3 separate regions of the Mus musculus genome follow, and regions 1 and 3 are each linked to region 2. The links are chromatin loops, found by intact Hi-C in ENCODE. Cell type or tissue: heart. All regions are shown on one strand. Each heading gives the region's core, and the rest is flanking DNA. Links, peaks and the distances in the headings are about the cores only.

Region 1 (7,489 bases), core at 3,278-5,777, 88 kb after region 2:
CGCATCACTGGTAAGATACGTATCACAGAAGCGACCATAAAACTTAAACAGGTTGTTCCTCAGGCGGTAGACTATGCAGCTCCACATCATCCGAGTCTCTGATTTCTAATGACACTTTCCATAATGAGGGAAATGCACTCACTGCTAACCACACTGACCTTTCTGACCATTCTAAAGGCTGTAAAACGGGCACTCCTGGCGCTCACGTGACAGGGAGATCACGTGACAGGATTCTGCATGGATCCCGACTTTCAGGTGAATCCGGTTAGGGGGTTGACTTTGGTGCTCAAGGAAACAGAGCTAAGTGATCTTCAGAGATTTAACATAAAGCCTGGCTTAGGACACAGAGCTTGCTCTTCTATTCCGTGGTATTAGCGACTGTGGAATCATCAAATTCCAAATCCCCCAGTCTTTGTGTTTTGAACTTGAAAATTCAGTCAGAGGCTTTCGTTTACGAAGGGAAACGCTAAGGGAGGGTCAGAGAGATGAAACTAAAATTCAGCCAGTGTCGCAGCCTGAGTAATGGTCGGATTAGGAGTCAGAACAGGTTTCCCACTTCTAACACTGAGAGCCTATGTGCAACACACACCGTTGCCCAAGACAATGAGTTCAAAGGTGAGAAATAAATCACATCGGATTTTTTATATTTTGAAAACTAAATGTGTCTCCATGATTTTCTTCTTAGTATGCAATGCATGTAGTTCCAAGGAGATTTTTTTTCTAAAAGAAATATGGCTGGAGCCACAGATATTAATTGTGGTTAAGTTTGTTCTCCGTGGGTCATTAGTAATATCTGGAAACACTTGGTTGTCACATGAGCAGGCCCTGCTAATGGTATGCAGAGATATTGTTAAACACCCTACAGTGAGTGTACAGGGTACCAGTCCCTGCCCTCCAGCAAAGAATTATCTATCCCCAAATCTCTAGAATGCCCAAGACGAGGAAGCCCCGTTTTAAGAAAAATGGCAAATGTGGTCTTTTCTAGCAGTACCGATAACCCTTGCTAGATCCACAACTGTCCCAGAAGGGGAGCTCTGCCTTATTGGATGAGATCTTTCAAGATGGCTTCCCCAAACTCATCATGGATTCTAGAGGGATCTCTGTCATCATGGAGTCTAGAGTGATTTCCATGTCAATTAGACACATTTCCTTATGTGAATAAAGTAGCCTTTTTTTTTTTTTTTAAGATTCACTTAATATTCTGCCTCTGGTGTTTCAGCCTCACGACTGTGAAAGACTGGAAGTAGGAAAACAACATGTCATGATTTAGTAGATACAAGACTCTGAAGAGAAATTGTGGAGTGGAATTGTGGATGGACTCTGTGTGTGTGTGTGTGTGTGTGTGTGTGTGTGTGTGCATATTTGTATCTGTGTGTATATGTGTGATGTATGTGTGTATATGTACAGCTGTGCATATGTCACTGTGTATATATGTGCGTATGTGTATATGTGTGATATATGTGTATGTGTTTATGTACAGGTGTGTATATATGTGTGTGTGTGTATATATATATATGTCTGTGTGACAGTAAACCTATTTTTGTCATCTCTTATTGGCACTGCTAAGTCATATAGTTTTAAGATATGGCATAAAAGTGTCATATAAATAAAGCAGTATATCATGTCCATTTATTACAGGTTAGAGACAGTGCTAACTCTTTGGCTAAAAGTAGCCAAACCACCAAATACACATCTGATCCCAAAAGTCTCCTGTCTTCCCATTCTCAGCACCTACCACCTCCCGATTTCAAAGCTTAGGTGTACTAAGATTCACTCTGCTCAGAGCACGTGCCTTGTACATTCAACACAGACAAAGCTGTTTATATTTCCCAGTCATCCTGAAAGCTATGTGTAATATGCAGATAGAAGTTTACAAAGGGGCAATCTGGGACAAGGATGCACGCCTATATTCCTAACAGTCAGGAGGCCGAGACAGAGAGAGGCTGTTCAAGGCCAGACTGGGCTACATAGAAAGATTCTTTCTCAAAAGCTAAGTTCCAAAACAGCTACTTTTCTCTCTCTCTTTCTTTCTTTCTTTCTTTCTTTCTTTCTTTCTTTCTTTCTTTCTTTCTTTCTTTCTTCCTTCCTTCCTTCCTTCCTTCCTTCCTTTCTTTCTTTCTTTCCTTCTTTCTTTCTTTCCTTTAAAAAAATCTGGGTTCAGGGTGTAGATCAGTGGTTAGGTACTTGCCTAGGAAGCACAAAGCTCTGGGTTTAACCCTCAACATGAGAGAGAGCAAGAAAGAGAGAGAAGAAGACACAGACAGAGACGCACAGAGGGAGTCAGATAGGACCCTTTAATACTAATTCTTTATACTTAGTTCTCAAAGTCACTCATAGCACCCATTCTAACTGCTTTAACTGAGGTGTCTCTGGTTGCCTCTTTCTAATTAGATGTTCTAGGTGGCAGACACAAATGCCTTTGACATAAAAATGGGGAAATTAATTGATCATTAGACACGGTGAAGTCTAAAATGTTAGCTTGCTGGTAGGAAATCAGTTCTTGGTACACAGATGGGAGCTACGAGGAGGCTTTCTCTGCCCGCTGCATGTAGGCTTTTACCTCCATAAATGGGATCAGGATTGCCCAGGGACGTGGGGCACCAGGATAGGCTGGGGTTCAGATTCCAGAGAGACTTATCAGCCCCAGTGTGCTTGCGTTAGTTTCCGTCAGTGAGGGCACGATTGAGGTCACCGTCACTGCCAGGGTCATTAGCGAATATCTGAGTCACAGTTACCAAGGATGGTATTACGCCACCGAGCACTGATAGCAGGTGATTTGCATACATCGGTCCAGGTTATTCCGTCTCTGTTTACCTCTTTAGGGACTTCTGGCCGGACAGCTCCTGTGACTCATTTTCTATACAGCCTAACAAAGCATTTCTTTGCCAATTATGGCAAGACAGCAATTTTATTTTTAAAAGCAGTGAATAGAGAGTGGAGTTTTATTTAACTCCTTTTTGTCCTGGTGATAGAAAATGCTTATCTTCATTTTTTAAATTTTATTGGGGGGGGGCGGAGTGCTGACTTTCAAGACCAGGTTTCTCTGTATAGCCCTGGCTGTCTGGGAACTTGCACTGTAGACCAGGCTGGCTTCGAACTCCACCTGCCTCTGCCTCCAGAGGGCCGGGATTAAAGATGTGGACCACCACTACCCAGCCTGTATATTCTTCTTATAGAAGATTTAAGTGAAAAGGAGAATGGCCCTACCAAATGGTGGCATTGTTAGAGCAGACCATGGGTGCCTATATGCTTATTCATACAGAGTGCCGGTGCCATTGGTTGGCTTGTTGTGAGATGACCATGTGCTTGTGAATGCTGGGTAAGTGCTCTGCCACTGAGCTACATCCCTAGCCCCTGCTTTGTTGTCGGTGTAGGCAAAGCCTCAGGCTGACCTCAAACTCTCTAAGTAGCAGTGGACGACTTTGAACTCCTGGTCTTGCTTCCACCTGCTGAGTACCAGGGTTACAATGTATCCGTGAGCACACCTGCTTTTATGCAGCTGCTGGGAATTCAACCCAGGCCTTTGTACCTGCTAGGCAACCTCTCTACCAACAGAGTTACATCCTCAGCCCACCCTCTATGCCTTGTTTCTATTTTTCACATGTATTCACTTCTTTGGCATGGACTGTCCCTCTACCCTGTAGGTTTCAGGGATGGGATTGAGGTTTCAGCCTCGGCAACAAGTACCCTTTCCCTTTGAGCCATCTCAGCACCCTTCCTGTGTTTTGAAACACTCTGTGTATGGAGCTAGACCACCCTTCCTCCTCCTCTTTGCAACATCAAAAACATTTCACTCTACTTAGGAAGAGAACAGCACTCACACGTCTTGAGTGTGGAGGGAGGGAGGTGACCAAATTAGAATCTTGCTCCTGTCACCTCCCACTCAACAGCAGCTGCCCTGGCTGGCTTTCAAGGCTGCCTCAGCCCTAGCTCTGGCGGCTTCAGCAGTAACTTGAAGATCGAAAGGGGGCAGGGGAAGGGAGAATTTGAAGAGCCCTACATTATATAACAGCAGAGGCAGGAAACCCTGAAATAACTGGGCCAGTGGCCAGATCCAGATTTCTCAAGGCTTCACCATCCCTCTTCCCAGCCCACCAGTTCCAGAGACTTTTCTGCATCCTTAGCCCGGGCCACCCATGACAACCAAACTGTCATAGCACAAGTGTGGCAGTCAGAGGACAACTTATGAGAATCTGTTTTCTCCTCCCACCATGTAGGTCCTGGAATCAAACTCATATCCTCAGGCTTAGTGGCAAGCACCTTTGCCTGCTGAGCCCTCTCGACATCTCCCATTGGTTTATATCACTAAGCTCTTTTTTTTGGACCAACTACAGCCTAAGGCACTACACACATTTCTGTGCTTCATGCCTAAAGAGACTGAAACATCTGGATTTAAAAAGATAAATAACAACATGAACCTTGGAGCTATACGTAAAAATATTTTATCTTATGCAGATGAGTGTTTTGTATTTTATCTGTATATATGTATGTGCACTCCATCCATACCTGCATCCAAGGAGGCCAGAAGAGGGCAGCAGACTCCCTAGAACTGGAGCTAGAGACAATTGTGAGTCACAATGTGGATACTGGGAATCAAGCTTTAGTTCTCTGCAAGAACAAGTGCTCCTAACTGATAATGTATTTTAACCAATAAGAGAGATGCTATTTCTGTTACTGTTTTGTTTTGTTGGCTGGGTGCTTGTTTGTTTGATTGCTTTTAAAAACAGAGTCTCACTATATAGCTCTGGTTGCCCTAGAATTCACTACATAGACCAGGCTGGCCTCAAACTCACAGAGATACAACTGCCTCTGCCTCCCAAGTGCTGGGGTTAAAGGGTGTCACTATGCCTGGCTGAAAAGCTGTTTGTGAAGGCATCTTTGCGTTGAGCCTGCCAGGCAAGATCCACTAAGCAGGAACACCCATTTACAGCACTGCTGCTATCAGGCAGGGCAAAGCAGGCATGTTTCCAAATCTCTTCTGCATTAAATGCTTCCATTCTTGGAATATCTTCAGGAAGAGCAGGGACAAAGGGCTCAGGGCTGCCTGGTCACAGAGACTCTCCAGACTGTCGGGTGTGTAATGAATGAACTCAAACTCTGTGGTGACAAAAAACAAAAAAACAAAAACAAAAACAAACCGAAGATTTGCACTTTGACCATTGTTTTGACCTCAGAGGAATGAGGACTTTGGACTATAGTGACTTTATTTCAGATCCATAATTTCCAATAAAGATTAACTTGGGCTTCCTCAGTTGGGGACTGTCTCATTTAGCTTGACTGAAATGAAATGAACGCAGCCAAGTCTGTGCTCCTTGTGTGTATTTGTTTGGGTTTTGCTCCTACAATGGAATACCAAAGGCTGGGTCCTTTATACAGGAAAGAGGTTTGTGTACCTAAGAGGTTTGGCATTTCAAGGGTCTAACAGTGGTATTGCCTTAGCTCTGGTGATGATCTTGTGGCGGAGAATAGGAAGAGAATCATGCAGAGAGACAGGGTTTTAAAAGAAAAAAAGAAGGGACTGGAGAGATGGCTCGGTGGTTAAGAGCACTTGCTGCTTTTCCAGAGGACCTGTGCCCTGTCTCCAGCTCCCACACAACGGCTCACAACCATCCATAGCTCCAGCTCTAGAGGAGGATCCAGCACCCTCCTCTGGCCTCCCTGAGCACCAGGCATAGATCTGTGCTCTCCAGACATACACACACAGGCGAACACCATACATAAAAGTTCGTTTGGAAAAAAAAAAAAAAGAAAGGAAGAGAAAAGGAGCCAGTAACGACCTCTCAAGTCGCCTCTTGATGGTCTCACTACCTCTTAACACTGTCACCTGAGGGAAGAAGCTTCTAACATGTGAATGTTTAGGGAGATACATTGTATCGACTGTTTAGGGAGACACATTGTATAATCCACATCAGCATCACAGCATCAGAGGATGCCTGGGGTCTACTGCCCTGACTAAAGCAGCATCATCCACACCATGCCCTAATGGCTTACCTAACTAATCTCTATGTGTGAGTAGACACATCTCTTTATGAGACTTTGTAGAAGACCTTGGATTTACCAGGCCTAGTGGTGCACGCCTCTGATTCTCAGCCCTCAGGAGATGGAGGCGGGAGAATCAAGAGTTCAAGGTCATCCTCAGCTACCTAACAAGGCCACTTTATTCTAAAAAACAAAATCAAAACAGCGCCAGCAAGATGGCTCAGCTGTGGGGCTGAAGGAAAGGCTCGGCAGTAAAGAGTCTGAACTGCTTTACAGGACCAGAGTTCAGAGGACTACACCAGGCAGCTCACCACAGCTTGTAACTCCAGCTCCAGGAGGCCCTGGTGCCTTCTTTTGGCCTCAGAAGCCACTTCATCCACATAAACTTACAGAAGCATACACATATACACGTAATTAAAAATAAAAAAATGATGCCAATAAACGTTTAAGAAAAAGACAAGGGGTAGCAGAGACGGGGAAGAAAAAGACAAAACAAACAAACAAACAAACAAACAAAAAAACCCTACAATTTGCAACAATAATGGCTTTGACTCTCAGCAACTATTTCTAAGTGGCTTGTGAGATCACCCTTGGACTCTTCCCTTCTGGGTATTGACCCCTGCTAGGAAGAACTTCTACCTCCTACCGTAGACATTAGCAGGCCTACTCTGTACACAGTAGCACTGCGGGTGTCTTGGCTGACCTCTCAAATAGATCACAGGTCTCCGCTTTCATTGTCAAATGAAAAAAATTACAACCAAAATGAGACGGGGCTTCTCTCAGCTGTGACACAGCCTCTCAAGAGGGTCCTTCTGCAAAAGGGTTTCACAGACCCTCTGCTGAAGACCGGCTTAGCAAATGAACTGAGTCACAAGCCATGTTAGAACGTATAGTATAGATTGACTTCATTCTGTATAGATCCATTTTAATTCGTGCCATATATCAATTGTACAAACCCTTCTGCCACTATTCTTTTTACTGGGGACAGTTGATTTATTTTCTAACCTGTTTGCCTCAGAAGGAATATAAACTCCATTAATTCCAGAGAGATTTCTGACTGCCACTGAAGGTTTCCGTAGGCCCCAAAGGCGACTTTGAGTGCAGAATTGTCTCAGAGGTCAGGGAAGAGCACGGCATACAGTGACTCATGGATGTTGCCTGCTTCCTAGGGGAAGTGAGGGATGACTGGACTTTTCAGTCCAATAGCTCTTTTATCAATTCAGAAACCACTCTGTTGTTTGGGTCACGAATGATTTCAGCAAATAAATTTGGGACTCTATGAAGAAGAAAATACTGACATTGAACTACAGCGCCCCCTGGCTATCATGATGCCAATTCACAGACACCTCTGAATTAAGAGTCAACAGAAGTATGCATTAAGCCAGAGTTCAACCTTTGGACACTGGGGCAAGACCTTGTCACCTACAAAACTCATGCTTGCAAACTGTTCAGGTGACCAAAACCACCTTACTTTGTAATATTTGTAAGTAGGTTTGTGTTTATTTTGTGT
Region 2 (7,489 bases), core at 2,617-5,116:
AAGAAATAATTCTTGGCTTTTCTCTACTTTCTTTGTAGACTTGAGTAAAGCTCTGATAAAAGAACTGCCTGTGACTCAGACAGATAAAAAGACTAGTCAATTATCAAGTCTTTCAAACCAATTAAATTAAGTTCTGACAATCCCTCATCTTTAAACTCACCCCTCAAATTTAGCAATTTATAAAAGGAACAGGGAAAGCACATTTAAAACATTGAAGAACCATTCCAAAGAGAACTTTAGTTAAAACATTATTAAGGTTTACCACTCATGCACTTGAAACAAAAACTGAGGTTGAAAGCTGAAATCCTGTCAGAGCAATCACACCTCCTTGAGTTCTTCCATCTCTAGTTACACTTCAAGGTACCAGAGAACCAGGACTTTTGTTTAGATCAGAGCCCTCCTGCTCCCCCACTAACCCCTTTTATAAATAAAATAAAATAAAAATAAAAAAATAAATAAAATAAAATAAAATAAAAAATAAAATAAAATAAAATTCTATAGCACCAGACTTATTTACTAGCTATTTACACAACTACAGACAGAATTAAACCATTATTCCTTTCACTCAATCACACATATTTTTCTCATCAAATTCCCAAGGCTTGAAATACATATAATATCATGGAAAATTTCAATTCTCTTCAGTTACTTCCATTTATGTATGTCTTAACTCCCAATTGAAACTCTAAATCTCTGAAAAACAATGCTCTTTTTTCTTTCCTTTTTCCTTTTCTAGGGACTGTTTGCTACGTCCTGGACACCAACGAGTCAATCTAAAGTGGAAGCACACTCTTCAACTTTGCATTACGAAATAATGCTTCCGGGATGAATTCACAGAAGACAGAGATGTCACAATACAGCCATCACAATGTCAACAAGACCAAAACACACCCAGCTTTCCCCAAACACATCCCTGCGGTTTAAGTTATACTTCCTACTGGTACACGTGGAGGTGGGGTGGGGAGACAGGAGGGCTCTGATCTAAACAACACTAAAATAACACCATGAAAACCTCAACCTGCCGTAGCATTCCCACATAAGCAAAATGTACAGATAGTAAATTACCACCCACAACCACCTCAGTGCCCGAGATTATGAAAATCTGGTATAATTAAGAGATTCTTTCGTGAAATGTAATACAAGAAAATTCATCTGCTTTGAGTTCTACAATAATTAGACCCACTTTATTAAGGAAATGCTCTCATTCATTAAAATCAAGTTACATATCATGAGGTAATAAGTTACAGGCTATGAGAAGAGATTAAGATCCTACCCACAAAGAATAAAAGGTACAGTATCTGCAAATTAAGAGTACTAGGTGTTAAGGATGGCAGTGGTGGAGAGATGGTATGAAAGATACTTCAATTAATTGCCTGAGTGTTTATACCTATGTTGATCTCTCAAAACAAGACCACCAAAAACAAACAAACAAAAAAAAAAAACCCAAAAAAAACCAAAAAGAAAACCAACCAACCAACTAAACACCTCCTACAATGGGATGACAGAGAACAAGGATTACCACAGGGAACGCCTAAGTGTGTTACTGTGACAAACAGCACGGCAGCTTTCTCCTCTGAATTTACTGCCTTCCTGTAGGAGCTTTGGGTTATCACAACTGAGAGCAAAATATCTAATAATTCCACCTCAAATGTGTTACTACCCAATTTTAAATACAACATCCAGAAAAACACCATGAAATCTGACCAAATGTTTCCAATGCTTATTACCTGATAAATTATTTTACATTGTGCTTAGATCTCTCTCCATAGTCAGACCTGGCATTCACAACCCTTTAAAAGCTAGCACTGAAAACGTGGAAGCAGCAACTAGGGGATTAAACAGTACTTCTAACTAAGCAACAAAACATTACATACCTAAAGTAAAATGGGGAATAAAATGGAAGAATTATAATTTACACAAGTAAATGAAAATAAAAAGCTTTTACCATCCCCCCATGAGTACAGAATCATCACAGAGAACAAATTAGGAATTCAAAATCTGTTCAAGGTAGCTGAACTTATTAAAGATTTTGATAACTTTATAGTCTATATAAAAGAAAACAAACACTGAAGTCTAGGGTTTTTTGTTACTGTTTTCAACCACTAGTAGTAGTAATAAATAAAAACAAACAAACAACCACACACACACACCCACCCACCCACACCCACCCACCCACCCACCCACACCCACACCCCCCCCCACACCACACACACACACACACACACACACACACACAATGTACTTCTTAAGCAGCACAGGAAGGTCAAGAGTATGTTTCACTTTTACTTTGCTTTTAAATCTTGAAAAAGCCTGTAAGTTTAGGATTTACAGAGGTCATACAAAACACCATTTCAAGAGTGAAATAAATGATCAATTATTAGAAATAGAGAAATGTCCCGTACCTGGTTTCTTTCTGGACTTTTCATGACCTAGCTGTCCTAGATCATTACATCCACATGTGTACACAGTCCCATCATCCAGGACAAACACAGTGTGCCTGAGTCCACAGCCTACATCTCGGACCTTTTTGTTCACGAAAAAGTCACTTCTCCTGGGCTCTAGTACAATTTCTTCATCAATTCCTCCCAAACCTAGTTGTCCATAGGATGCATTGCCCCAGCACAACATGCTTGGAATGACCTTGGTCTTCCAGTTTCAATACAAAAGTCCCTTCTGAAACACTGGAAACTGGGAGGTACCCTATGTCTGAGGAGAAAAACAAAAGTTAGTAAGACCTCAAAGCAAGCTGCTCTCTCATCGAGTGTTAAGCTAAAATGAGGACTGCACTTGTTTAATACTTATAATATGCTTGGGGTGACAGTCAGTTCTCTCAGTTTTAAAGGGCCATATACAAATGTTTAGGAAATGACATCACCTTCTACTATTCTTTGCAAAACTTAAAACAGTAACTGGCTTTAACTCTGCTATATAAGTACTCTAATGAAATTAGGTTTTCGTGTTTACATACATTTAATGAGAACAGTAAATAAGGCATGTGTCCAATGCCCAAACAAGCAAGTATCCAGCCAACTGCAGAAACATAATCTTCCAGTCCCCCACAGAACAATCTGATACCTACCTCCACATCAACAGAAAATGGAAGTTCTTATCTGTAACATAAATAAAAACAATAATGGAACTTTAGAAAAAAAATAACAATTTAAAGTAGACTATTCTCATTATTTGTACTAATAAGCTATGTACAAAATTAGAAATTATCAAGTCGTAATTTCAAACAATCGACTCCATTTTATAAGTCAAAATGCTAAGGTCGAGAACTCACTCTACTAATTTAATTTTAAAACCAAATCAATGTGATTATAATACATACCTCTAGGAAAATTACTTAAAGATGAAAAACAATCACAGGACTGCTGAGTTTTTTTTCCAAACAAGACCAGGTTGGAGGCAGGGTTAACTTTTGATAGGAAAATCTATATAACTTCTGCGCTTGAAAGACATACATTAAGGGGCTGAGAGATGTCTCTTTTAAAGGATCCTGATTCAATTCCCAGCACCCACATGGCTGCTCTCTGTGTGTAACTCCTCCCAGGGAATCAATCCTACGCCCTCTACTGGCTTCCTGCACTACGGGCACGCATGGTGCACAAACAAGTGAGGGAATCCTCCATTAACATTAAAAAAAAAAAAAAAACCCTTTACATTTCTTTAAAAAGCATGGTGCATTAAGAAGCATTAATAGAAGTCAGTCTTATCCTTGCTGTCCAAAATCACCTAAATTCCTTTCGCTGAATCTGAGGTTTCAAAACATAATTTTCTTGCATTTATGTTTATTTAGAAAGTGCCGAAGCTGTCTCACTCCACTCCTATCAGAAAAAGTTTGGGACACCAAAACTCGAAAGTTCCAGAGAGTTCTGCATTGTCTTTCCCTATCTCTCTCTCTGTGTTTTCAAGGCTAGCATCAGACAGGAACATAGCTCCGATTTCAATGCGCTTCGTTTGGGTACCCTTTTTTTTTTCCTCCAAAAAGTCAGAACCAGTATGGGAAAGACGTTCTCTCGCCAGCAACAGGTAGGAGAACGCAAGGCAGTTTGGTTTCCTCTTTCTCTGACCATGCACCTCACGATCAGCTCCCGCGGCCCGGGGCAGAGGAATGGTCTGCACACACCCAGCCTCACGGGCCGGCCAGCCAAACTCCCGCAGCTACCTATGGGCGAGCCGGGGAGAGGGTTCACCCCACCGGGCTCAGCCCCACGGCCTCGGCCCCAGGGAGACCCTTTCCCCGAGGGCGGTGCACCACTCCGGCCCCGGAAAACGTTGAGGACGCTGGCGCCCTTCCCCAAGGCCCCAGCGGAGCTCGCCTCCGTCACACTACCCCGAACCCACGGGGGGCAACGACTCACCGGGTCTCTCAGGGCAGGGAGAGCCCTAAGCGATGGAGGACGGACGCTCCCTGGACCTCTGGGCGGCTCTCCAGCTCCCAAGACCTTCCTCCTTCAGCCGGCCGCGGCGATTACCACGGCTCCTCCGACGTCCCCGACCGCAGCTCCGCTGCCTCTGCTGCCCGGCTCGCCCGTGAAACTTTCCCAGGCTCCTCCGAGAAACGCTGCCGCCAGCACTCTCCGGACCGAGAGACAAGCCGTCAGCGACCCGGATGGAGCGGGAGGGGAAGGGCTGGCGGTGAGCAGGGCGGAGACCACGAGGGGTGGAGAGAGCTGAGGGAGAGGCTGGCGACGAGGGAGAGCCAGGCGACAAGGGAGAGGGGCGGTGGTTTCGCGGGGGAGGGGGGAGGGGAGGGGCTGGCCGGAAGTGAGCCGGGGAGCATGCGCGACCCCGCCCACTTCCCCATTCGTGCGCCTGCGCGGGAGACCTCCCAGGGTTCGTCTGATCCAGGAGCCTGCGCAGTGTTGCGGTTCCCTGCTCTAAGACGCTAATGCAGCCGGCTAGGGCTAGAAGCTGTCAAATGTATTTTCTTTCTTCCTCTTCTTCTTCTTCTTCTTTTTTTTTTTTGTTCTTGTCCGTGTGTTTTTAACAATGCTTCGGCGTTGACAAGTGAAAATTTCATTTTGGTTTGTCTTTCTGCTTGGAGGGTTTTAGCCTTTTCATAATTTTATTCTACCTTTCCTAATTTTGGTTTTGAAGTAGCAGACGAAACCATCACAAATACGGTTAGAAAAGCCGATGATGACTCATTTTAAACCCTTAAACTCATCTGAACCTAATTTGAACATGTAAGATATATTGCTAGCAATGGAGCAATGGCTTAGTCTAATCTTACTGAATGTCAACATCTTTGCTTCAGGTTCCGGAACAGTGTTGGCTCACGTTTTCAGCTAACTTCTTGGAAGATACGAGGTTAAATTACCCAAACTCTTTCACTCAGAGAAAAACAGGGCTTACAGCTACAGTTCCTGCTTCATGAAAACGAAATCCAGATTTCACAGGCCAATTTTAACATCATCTTGATACTAAATCTGTGTGTGTTGTGGTCTCAAAAAAGGACCCAGTGAATGAATGGAGGACAATTTGTTGGAACAAGAAAAAGATTTGCTCGGTAAGCCGCCAAGACCAAGAGCATGGAGTAGCTTGCTGACATTTTAACCTTTTAAACAGAGGTTCCATGCTCTCTTTATCCTTAGGAGGAAACTCCGTAGCTATCAATCTCTGAGTGTGTGTCAATCGTGAAGAAGTGGGGAGGGGCGGGGGGTAGTCCCATGCTAAACAACTGTACTGCTAGCTTAGAGTGAAGGAAGCTCAAGACCTTTCCAGCAGAGGATAGGTGTAAATAAAATGACAGCCTCATTTTAAAAAAAAGAGACCTTGAAACGCAGTTTTGAAACTGTATAGTAGTTAGTTTTACACAGCGTTATGGCTTTACTGGGTGCTTTAGCCAGCTAAGCATGGCACTAAAGCTAAGTTTGGCTGTCTTCAAACTTGTGGACCCTCCCTTCAGAATGGTTAAGATTGCAGGTGTAGGCCATAGCACCTGGCTTATACCAACCATACTAGAGCCTGGTTGTTTGTTTGTTTGTTTTGGGTTTGTTTGTTTGTTTGTTTGTGGTTTTTCGAGACAGGGTTTTTCTGTATAGCTCTGGCTGTCCTGGAACTCATTTTGCAGACCAGGCTGGCCTCGAACTCAGAAATCCGCCTGCCTCTGCCTCCCAAGTGCTGGGATTAAAGGCGTGCGCCACCACACCGGGCTGAGCCTGGTATTTTTGAATGAATGTTAACAATCTGTGTAGTCAACCACAGTACACAGGTTGGTTGTTTTTATTTAAAAGTATGTTTCAGATTAGGAGATGGTTACTGATGTGTTTATTAAAAGATAAAGAAGTATTAATATATGTTCAATGGGGGTGAGGTGAGGTGTGGGGGAGGGGGTACCTCAGCAGGCCCATGCCAAGGCATCCCTTTCCCCTGAGAGACCAGCCGCACAAGGGTAGAGTATAGAATAGAGCTTATTCAGGGCATGGGGAGGGGAGTTAGAGGGTTGTAGAGGCAGAGAAAGGAGAGAGAGAGAGAGAGAGAGAGAGAGAGAGAGAGAGAGAGAGAGGGAGGAAGAGGCCAGCCATAACTGTGTGGAGAGAGAAAGGAAGGGAATGGGGAGAGGGAGGGAGAAAGAGGGCAAGAGAGAGAGGCCAGAGAGAGCACAGGGGGCAAACAGCCTCTTTTATAGTGGGTCAGGCCTACCTGGCTATTGCCAGGTTAACTGTGGGGAGGAGCATGTATGGCTATTGCCAGGTAGCTGTGGGGTGGAGTTTAGACAGAATGCTAACAGTTACTGATTGTTCTATGTAAATTAATTTCCTGGACTACAACAAATTACCCCAAATCAAGTCTCTTAAAACAATAGAAAATTGTTGTCTTCCATTTTAGCAGTCAGAGTCTAAAAGGCGGCCACGGGCTGATTCCCTCTGGTTTTAAGGGGAGAATTTTTTCCTGTGTTTCTCTCTGGCTTCTGGTGACTGCCACAGGTCCTTGGCAAGCCTTGTGGAAGTAGATCACCCTGATTCCTTCTTCCACCTTACACTTGATGTTTTCCCCTGAATGTCTAAACTCAAGTTTCTCCTTCTCTAAGGATGCCAGCGACTGGATCAGGGCCCACATTAATGCAATATGAACTCGTTGTCTTAAAGGGATTGTATCTACAAAGATCTTATTTCCCAGTAAGATCACATAGGCTCCCTGGGGTTCAGATTGCAGACTACCACAGTATGTAAAAGAAGTATTGCAACTCCATTTTGGAGACCCTGACCTAAGTTTGAACTCAGTTGAACTAACAGGCTGGTACCTAACATTAGTTTCCAAGTTGCCCCCTCCCCCAACAAAACCTGAGCCTAGCTCCAGTTTCTAGCCTAACCCTCAACAAGACCAGTGTCTCTAGGTTATTCCCACAACAAACCTGTACCCCCCAGGTTACCAGCCCACCCCCTGCCTAACAACCACCAATGCAGAGGGGAGCAGAAACTGAGTTTATGATATGACTCCCAGCACCAGCCAATTATGTTAAAGGCCACAGGAACTTCCC
Region 3 (7,489 bases), core at 3,184-5,683, 94 kb before region 2:
GCTTCTCAGTGGTACTGTGTTTTGTGTTTCTTTTTTCTTTTCTTTTCTTTCTTTTTTTTGGTTTTTCAAGACAGTTTTTTTCTGTAGCTTTTGGTTTGTTTGTTTGTTTGTTTGTTTGTTTTCAAGACAGAGTTTTCTTCTGTAGCCCTGGCTGTCCTGGAACTCACTCTGTAAACCAGGCTGCCCTTGAACTCAAAGATCTGCCTGCCTCTGCCTCCTGAATGCTGGGACTAAAGGTGTGTACCACCACTGCCTGGCTTCAGCAGTGTCTTTTCTTTTCTTTTCTTTTCTTTTTTTTTTTTTAAAGATTTATTTATTATTATATCTAAGTACACTGTAGCTGTCTTCAGATGCACCAGAAGAGGGCATCAGATCTCATTACGGATGGTTGTTAGCCACCATGTGGTTGCTGGGATTTGAACTCAGGACCTTCGGAGGAGCAGTAGGTGCTCTTAACCACTGAGCCATCTCTCCAGCTCGGCAGTGTGTTTTCTTAAACTTCACGATACTCTTAGTTTAATTCCCAGTGCTGGAAAATAACAATCATTACTGCCACCACCACCACTGCCACAATTATAGGTAATCCAGCAGCCAACACAAGCACAATACACATAGCTACGATATCTTTTTCATTTCCTTTTGTGTGGTGAGGCTAAAACCCAGGGCATTCTATCTAAATAATCTACCACTGAGCTACAATCCCCAGCAACCTCCCCCCCAATCATTGTCTCTTCTCTTCTTCCTACTCCTTTGGCCTCCTCTTTCCCTTCCATCCTTCCTGCTCTACTACCTTCACTTCAAGACGGAATCTTATGTTGCTCTGTCTGGCCATGAATTTGCTTAGACAAGTGTCTTATTTAAGGTTTCAGTTGCTGTACTAAAACACCATGGACATAACTTTGGGAGAGAAGGGTTTATTTCTGCTTCCAACTCTCAGGTCATACTCAGTCACTGAGGGACTTTAGGACAGGAACTTAAGGCAGGAACCTGGAGGCAGGAACTGAGGCAGAGGCCATGGAGGGATGCTGCTTACTGGAGTACTCTATAGCTTGCTCAGCCTCTCTCTCTCTTTCTTTCTTTCTTTCTTTCTTTCTTTCTTTCTTTCTTTCTTTCTTTCTTTCTTTCTCCTGATTATATATATATATAATTTTTTATTTTTTTATACAAGCTTTCTCTATGTAGCCCTGGCTGTCCTGGAATTTGCTTTGTAGACCAGGTTGGCCTCGAACTCACAGAGATCCACTTCCCTCTGCTTCCTGAGGAATCCTGCTGGGATTAAAGGCATGCACCACCACTGTTTGACTCAGCCTGCTTTCTTATAGCACCCAGGATCAGGGTTGGCACCATCCACAGTGAGCCGGGCCCTTTCCACATCAATCAGACTTGCTGACAGGAAAATCTAGTGGGAGCATTTTCTCAACCGAGATTCCCTCTTCTAAAATGTCTCTACCTATGTCAAGTTGACATAAACCTAGCCAGCATAACAGGACTGACATGTGACTTTCTATCTTCCTGCTTCTACTTCCCAGGTGCTGGGACTGCAGACCACGTTCCACCATGCCTGATTTCTGAGGGGCTAGGATTGAATGCAGAGCTTTGTGCATTGCTATGTGGTACCAAAGGTACTATATCAGTCCTGATTCTTGCCTGATTCATGAACTTCTCTAGTCTGCCAACTGGAACAATACAACCTGCCAGTCTTCTTTGTGTATAGGTGCACCACTAACTTCTAGAAAGCTGGATGCAATAAGTAGCAAGTGCCACTTGCTTTCATGGTTAGCTTGTAAAACCCCTTCAACGTATGCTTAAACAGCACAGTGCTATACATGTTTCCTGCCTCCTGTGCTGTGTGGCTTGGAGATCCTCTTTTTCTACCACGTGGGCCCCAGAGATCAAGTTATCATCAGGCTGTTCCCCATAGATCCATGTCCCTGTCCCCATTTTTTTTTTTTTTTTTTTTTACTTTTGTTTGGTACAGTCTTTAATGATGTAGTCCTTGGTAGCCTAGACATAAGTAAAACAAGCTGGCCTCAAACTCATGGAGATCCACCTGCTGCTGCCTTCCTAGAGCTGGGATTAAAGGCGTGTACCACTGCGGGGGACCTAAAGAATATTACTATTTATTGTTTTTGAGACAGGGTCTCACTCTACAGTTCTGTCTGCCTTGGAACTTGCTATGTAAACTATGCGGGCCTCAAATCTCCATTCTGCCTCCTGAGTGCTAAGGTTGAAAGTGTGTTCAGCCACATCCATCCTGGGCCTAAGGATTTTTAAAAATTGTTTGCATTGTTTGTGAGTGTGAGTGTGTGTGTGTGTGTGTGTGTGTATGCTCGAGTGCACAAAACACCTTTGGAAATCAGAATAGTCTGGAACTGGAGTTACAGGTGGTTGTGAGCCACCTGAAATAGGTGCTGGGAACCAAATTCAAGTTCTCTGAAAGATTATTGCATGTGCTTAACCACTGAGCTATAGCAACACTCCCAGGTTTAATATTTTAATTTTAATTATTTTTTTTTTTTTAGTCTTTGAGCCTACGTGGCCCTGGCTTGCCTGAACTTCATATGTACACCAGGATGCCTAGATTTGCCTGCATCTGCCTCAAGTGCAGGGAGTAAAGGTCTGTCCCATCATGCCAGGCTCCTGAGTCCTGTTGTAAAAGGTGTGTGCTGCCACGTGTGGCTAGTGTTTTGTTTTTGAGATAGGGTGGGATCAAATTTATTACCTAGTGCAAATGGATTTAATTTTCTGATCCTGCTGCCTCTAACTCTAAAATCTGGGGAAACCCCACTGTAATTGAACCATGTGCAATTGAGCCCTAATGATCCAAATGGATACAGGTGCTCAGAATTTCATGGTAACTAGAAAGTGAAGGGGCTTAGAGTTGTGAAGGAACTAAGGATTATTTAAAAAATTATTTAAATATGTATTTTTATGCTGGGCTTGCTGGTGTACATCTTTAATCCCAGCAGTTCAAGAAGCAGAGGCAGGTGGCCTCTGAGTTCAAGGACAGCCTGATCTACAGAGTTCCTGGACAGCCAGGGCTACACAGAGAAACCCTAACTCATAAAACAACAACAAAGAGGATTTTTATGTGTTTGGGTCTTTTGGCTCCATACATGTCTGTGTTTACCAAAAGCAGGTGTCAGATCTGAAGGTATGAGCTGTCATGTGGATGATGGGAGTCAAACCTAGGGCCTCTGCAGGAGCAACAAGTGCTGTTAACTACAGAGCCATTTCTACAATTCTAGAAGTAAGATTATTTTTTCGAGACAGGGTTTCTTTGTGTAGCCTTGGCTGTCCTAGTGAACCTCCTCCTGTCTCCTCCAGCTTGCTGGGATTAAAGGCCTGTGCCACCATCAACTGCCTAGGATTTTAAAACTAATGTCATTTACTTTAAACCTGACTAGCTGATTTCTCATGGTCTATCGTTTTAAATTTCGTTTTTGAGACGAGGTCTTATGTATTCCAGGCCTTTTTTGAACTTCCTAAGTAGTTGGAGATTACCTTCAACTTACCCTCCTTCCTCCCTCTCTCTAGGGCTTCGGGGTTGTCTGGCAAGCGTGACTTTACAACTGAGCTACAGTCTCTTTCGGTCCTGGCCCTGTCATTTTAGAGATGATTAAAAACTGGGCTTAGAAAAGGTTCAGTCAATCGCCCAAGTCACAAGAGCCCAGGCCCAATCTGACTCTTAACACAGAAGTTTGTGGAGAACCAACCACTCTCCCTTCTGTCCTCTCTCTTGCTGCCCCAAGAGATGAATTTTACCAAAGACTAAAGCGAGGTACAGAGGACCTGGTGGGTCCAGAGAGCAGATAGGGCGGGTCCTCAATCGCCAGATCTTTCCAGGAGGGCAACAGGCCCCGAGGGCTGGCTTGGGCATTCCATTGCACTTGAGAAGGGAGATTGGGAGAGAGCGCAAACTTCCTGAGGAGAGACCACAGGGGTAACCTGAGGAAGAGCTGTCACAGAGCAAGGGCAAGGCAGGTGGAGGAGTTCTCCTCAGGAAGGCCGGCGTCGGCCAGGTTGGGCTCTCCAGAGCCCCTGAGGTAAAAGCCGACTTGAGGCGAAGAGGCGCAGGCAGGCAAGGTGCACGCGTGAGGCCCAGGTGGGAAGTGGCGGCGCCATCGCAAACTTGAACCACCGCGGCGATCCCGGACGAGCAAGCGAGCGAGCGAGCGAGCGAGCGAACGGGTCGGGCGGGCGGGAGGCGCCAGAGGCCGCTGAGGGGAGCCGAGCCGCCCTGGGTGGGGCCGGGAAGGGCCCAGGCCGCGGGCGGCGCCCGGCCACGTGACCCGGCGTGTTGTGGTCCGGCCCGCGTGGGTGGCGGGAGAGGCGCGGGGGCGGGGAGGGGCGGGTCACGTGACGGGGTTTAAATCTCCCGCAGCCGAGCCGCGGGGGCGCCAGTGCCGCGCGTCGAGCGGAGCAGAGGAGGCGAGGGCGGAGGGCCAGAGAGGCAGTTGGAAGATGGCGGACGAGGTGGCGCTCGCCCTTCAGGCCGCCGGCTCCCCTTCCGCGGCGGCCGCCATGGAGGCCGCGTCGCAGCCGGCGGACGAGCCGCTCCGCAAGAGGCCCCGCCGAGACGGGCCTGGCCTCGGGCGCAGCCCGGGCGAGCCGAGCGCAGCAGTGGCGCCGGCGGCCGCGGGGTGTGAGGCGGCGAGCGCCGCGGCCCCGGCGGCGCTGTGGCGGGAGGCGGCAGGGGCGGCGGCGAGCGCGGAGCGGGAGGCCCCGGCGACGGCCGTGGCCGGGGACGGAGACAATGGGTCCGGCCTGCGGCGGGAGCCGAGGGCGGCTGACGACTTCGACGACGACGAGGGCGAGGAGGAGGACGAGGCGGCGGCGGCAGCGGCGGCGGCAGCGATCGGCTACCGAGGTGAGTCCGCGCGCGCTGCCGCGCAGCCGCGTCCCTCCGCGTCCCCGCCTGTGACCCGGTCCCAGGTTGCCCAGGGCCCCGAGAGCTCCGCGGGCTCCGCGGCGGCGGCGGCGGCAGCGGCGCAGCTCGGCCCTGGCTCGGCCGCGCGCCGCCGAGCTCGCCGGCCCTGCTGCGGAGCCGCGCGCGGACTCGCCGCTCGCCTGGGCCGCCTTGCGCTGCTGCGCGCAGTCGCCGGGACCGCGGTTCTCGCAGTTTGGCGTTAGAGTGAAGTTTTCCCTCCCTCGGTTTGGTTTCCCTCCCGATGCGCCTTTAGTGAAGTTATAGTTTTCCTCACTGCACACTTTGCTTTGCGACTTTGGGGCTGTCCCGTGGATCGACATGCGATTTCGTTTTGCAAACTGACACCTGTGTTGCTTTTTTTTTTTTTTTTCTTTTTTGGATAGACCTATGTCTTTTTTTGAAGTTAGAAATTTTAATACACCAAAGCTATTTCTTGAGACACAGTCTAAAAAATGTAAGGAAATGGCTATTCCTAAAAATGTTGCTTTTCTGCGATTGCATTTATCACTTCGATATAGAGGAGTTATAGTTGTACTGTACTTTCGTAAGTTTTCTTTTCCTTTCAAAATCATGCTCGCAACATTTTTAGATTAACAAACCTGAAACAAACCTGCTTGGTTTTGCCCTATTGACGCCAAACGTTTGGGTTACTTTTTTGTTTTGTTTTTGTAATAATGCCACTTATCGTCTTCCTGAAAAGCTTTGTACAGAATTTATCAGAGTCTGTCAGTGCCCTTGTAGATGTTTGTGGCTCGTATAATGGTGCCATGAATTAAAAAACAACAAAACGTGTTAGGGACTGAAATAGGAAATGACCCTTGATGTCAGGTATTAAAGGGGAAACAAGTCGCATAAAGTATGCTTCGTGTTCTTTAAATCATACATTTACTAACACCCAGTGGCTGAAGCAGGTAGATTGCTACTTGAAAGGGCTACGGAAAGAGACTTTCTCTGGTTGGGGCAGTGAGAACACAGCCAGGGATTGATTTTTATCTCAGTGATATTTAGAAGTAATTTCTATTTGATGCATTTCATGAAGTTGTATTTCTTTGTCCTGGGCATGGAACCCTGAGCTGCTTTTGTAGGGCTACACAGATTTTATTTGTGTGTGTGTGTGTGTGTCTTCATTTTGGATTTTTTGAGGTAGGGTCCCTGTTTAGCCCAGGCTGGTCCGGAACTCACTATTTTATATATGTCAGGCTGGTTTCCAATGTCTGTGCCTTCCAGGTGCTGGAGTTACAGATGTGTGTGCTTCTGTGCCTTTCTGGTTTTTTGTTTTTGTCTCAAGAACCTGTGTGTGTCTCACCATACAGGCCAAACGGGCCTCAAAGTACCTGGGATTGCAGGTGTGGACCGCAGGGCCCAGCTGGGGATTGTCTGAGCCGCAGCCTTTTGATCTCTTTGACAGACAACCTCCTGTTGACCGATGGACTCCTCACTAATGGCTTTCATTCCTGTGAAAGTGATGACGATGACAGAACGTCACACGCCAGCTCTAGTGACTGGACTCCGCGGCCGCGGATAGGTATGCTTCAGGCATGTGCATCTTTGAAACAATTGCAAACTTCCTTCATTCCTTCCGTCCTTCTGTCCGTCCTTCCTTTTTGAGACAAGATATTTTATAGCCCAAGCTAGTTAAGCTACTCTGCAGTCTCTGCCCAGCCTCTGGAGTACATCACAACCAAAGCTCTTTTTGACTTACTCTTCCTTCTCTCTTTTCTTGATTTTTTTTTTTTTTTTTTTTGACATTTTCATCTATCCTATGATGGCTTTAAACTTGTGGAGTCTAGGATGTAAGGATGACATTGATATCCTGACTTTACCAGCAGTCCAGAGTGCTGGGATTATAGGTGTGCTGTATGTACCATGTCCGTTTGTCAGTGCCTGAGGTTAGGTCCTCACCTCTTTTCTTCTGTACATTGTTTTTGCTTTCTGTGTACAGCCTTTGGGGGTTTTGCTTGCTTGTTTTGTTGTGGTTGTTGTCGTTCGTCTGCTTGCTTGTTGAGACAGGAACACGTATAGCCTAGACTGGCTTGAACTCATTGGCTGGGTAGCCAGCCAGCACATATTAGCCTTGAATTTCTGATCTTGTGTCTAAATGCTGGGGATTATAGTTATTTGGTACCACCCCAACAGCTGCTTTTGTACCAACTTTAAATTCTCTGTCACCTTTACCATTTAGATTTAGTTGCTCAGGTATTGGTAAGATTTTTTTTTTCTTGGCCTCCTGCATGGTAATCCTTGAGTCGCTCACCACGTCCTCCCATCTAAGGCAGTCAGAATACCTAGACAGTCCAGGCAGTAGTGGCAGGCATCTTTAATCCTAGCACTCAGGAGGCAGAGGCAGGAGAATCTTGAGTTCTAGGCCAGCCTGATCTACAGAGCAAGTTCCAGGAGAGCCAGGGCTACACAGAAACCCTGTCCCCAACCAACCAACCAAAAAAACCCCTTAGACTTAAGCACACCCTCCCCAAACTGAATTAGTCAGATCTTGTTAGGGATATGACATGAAATACATATAAATTGTATTCTTTGCATAAAAATGTATATATTGCTAAC

The links. Peaks named below come from ENCODE experiments on the same cell type or tissue, not always from the same donor. Only the 100,000 strongest peaks of a DNase experiment are listed, where the experiment ranks them.
Region 1: it touches region 2 in a loop (2.0-fold over the local background); 16 of 42 quality-filtered maps call a loop at or near these places.
Region 3: a loop joins it to region 2, with 11 times the contacts of the local background. A loop is called at or near these places in 3 of 42 quality-filtered maps.

Annotation. Positions count from the first base shown.
Region 1 is chr10:63,153,586-63,161,074 of GRCm38, reverse strand. The region is part of intron 6 of Mypn (myopalladin); the gene reads left to right. Among named protein-coding and RNA genes, the nearest start is that of Mypn, 47 kb to the left of the region's middle. In heart, for the core only: a CTCF peak has its summit at 4,530 (motif pointing right); a DNase peak (open chromatin) is centred at 3,924; H3K27ac peaks cover 712 bases.
Region 2 is chr10:63,241,039-63,248,527 of GRCm38, reverse strand. It overlaps Herc4 (hect domain and RLD 4), which reads right to left and starts at 4,731. Exons shown (of 25, transcript NM_026101.4): 1 at 4,365-4,731; 2 at 3,080-3,110; 3 at 2,403-2,706. The coding sequence starts at 2,628. It overlaps 1700120B22Rik (RIKEN cDNA 1700120B22 gene), which reads left to right and starts at 4,375. Exons shown (of 2, transcript NR_166111.1): 1 at 4,375-4,641; 2 at 5,264-6,297. In heart, for the core only: a CTCF peak has its summit at 3,570 (motif pointing left); a DNase peak (open chromatin) is centred at 4,717; H3K4me3 peaks cover 1,922 bases; H3K27ac peaks cover 1,764 bases.
Region 3 is chr10:63,335,946-63,343,434 of GRCm38, reverse strand. It overlaps Sirt1 (sirtuin 1), which reads left to right and starts at 4,400. Exons shown (of 9, transcript NM_019812.3): 1 at 4,400-4,870; 2 at 6,339-6,455. The coding sequence starts at 4,465. RefSeq lists a promoter at 3,836-4,464. In heart, for the core only: a CTCF peak has its summit at 4,424; DNase peaks (open chromatin) are centred at 4,344 and 4,984; H3K4me3 peaks cover 2,274 bases; H3K27ac peaks cover 1,686 bases.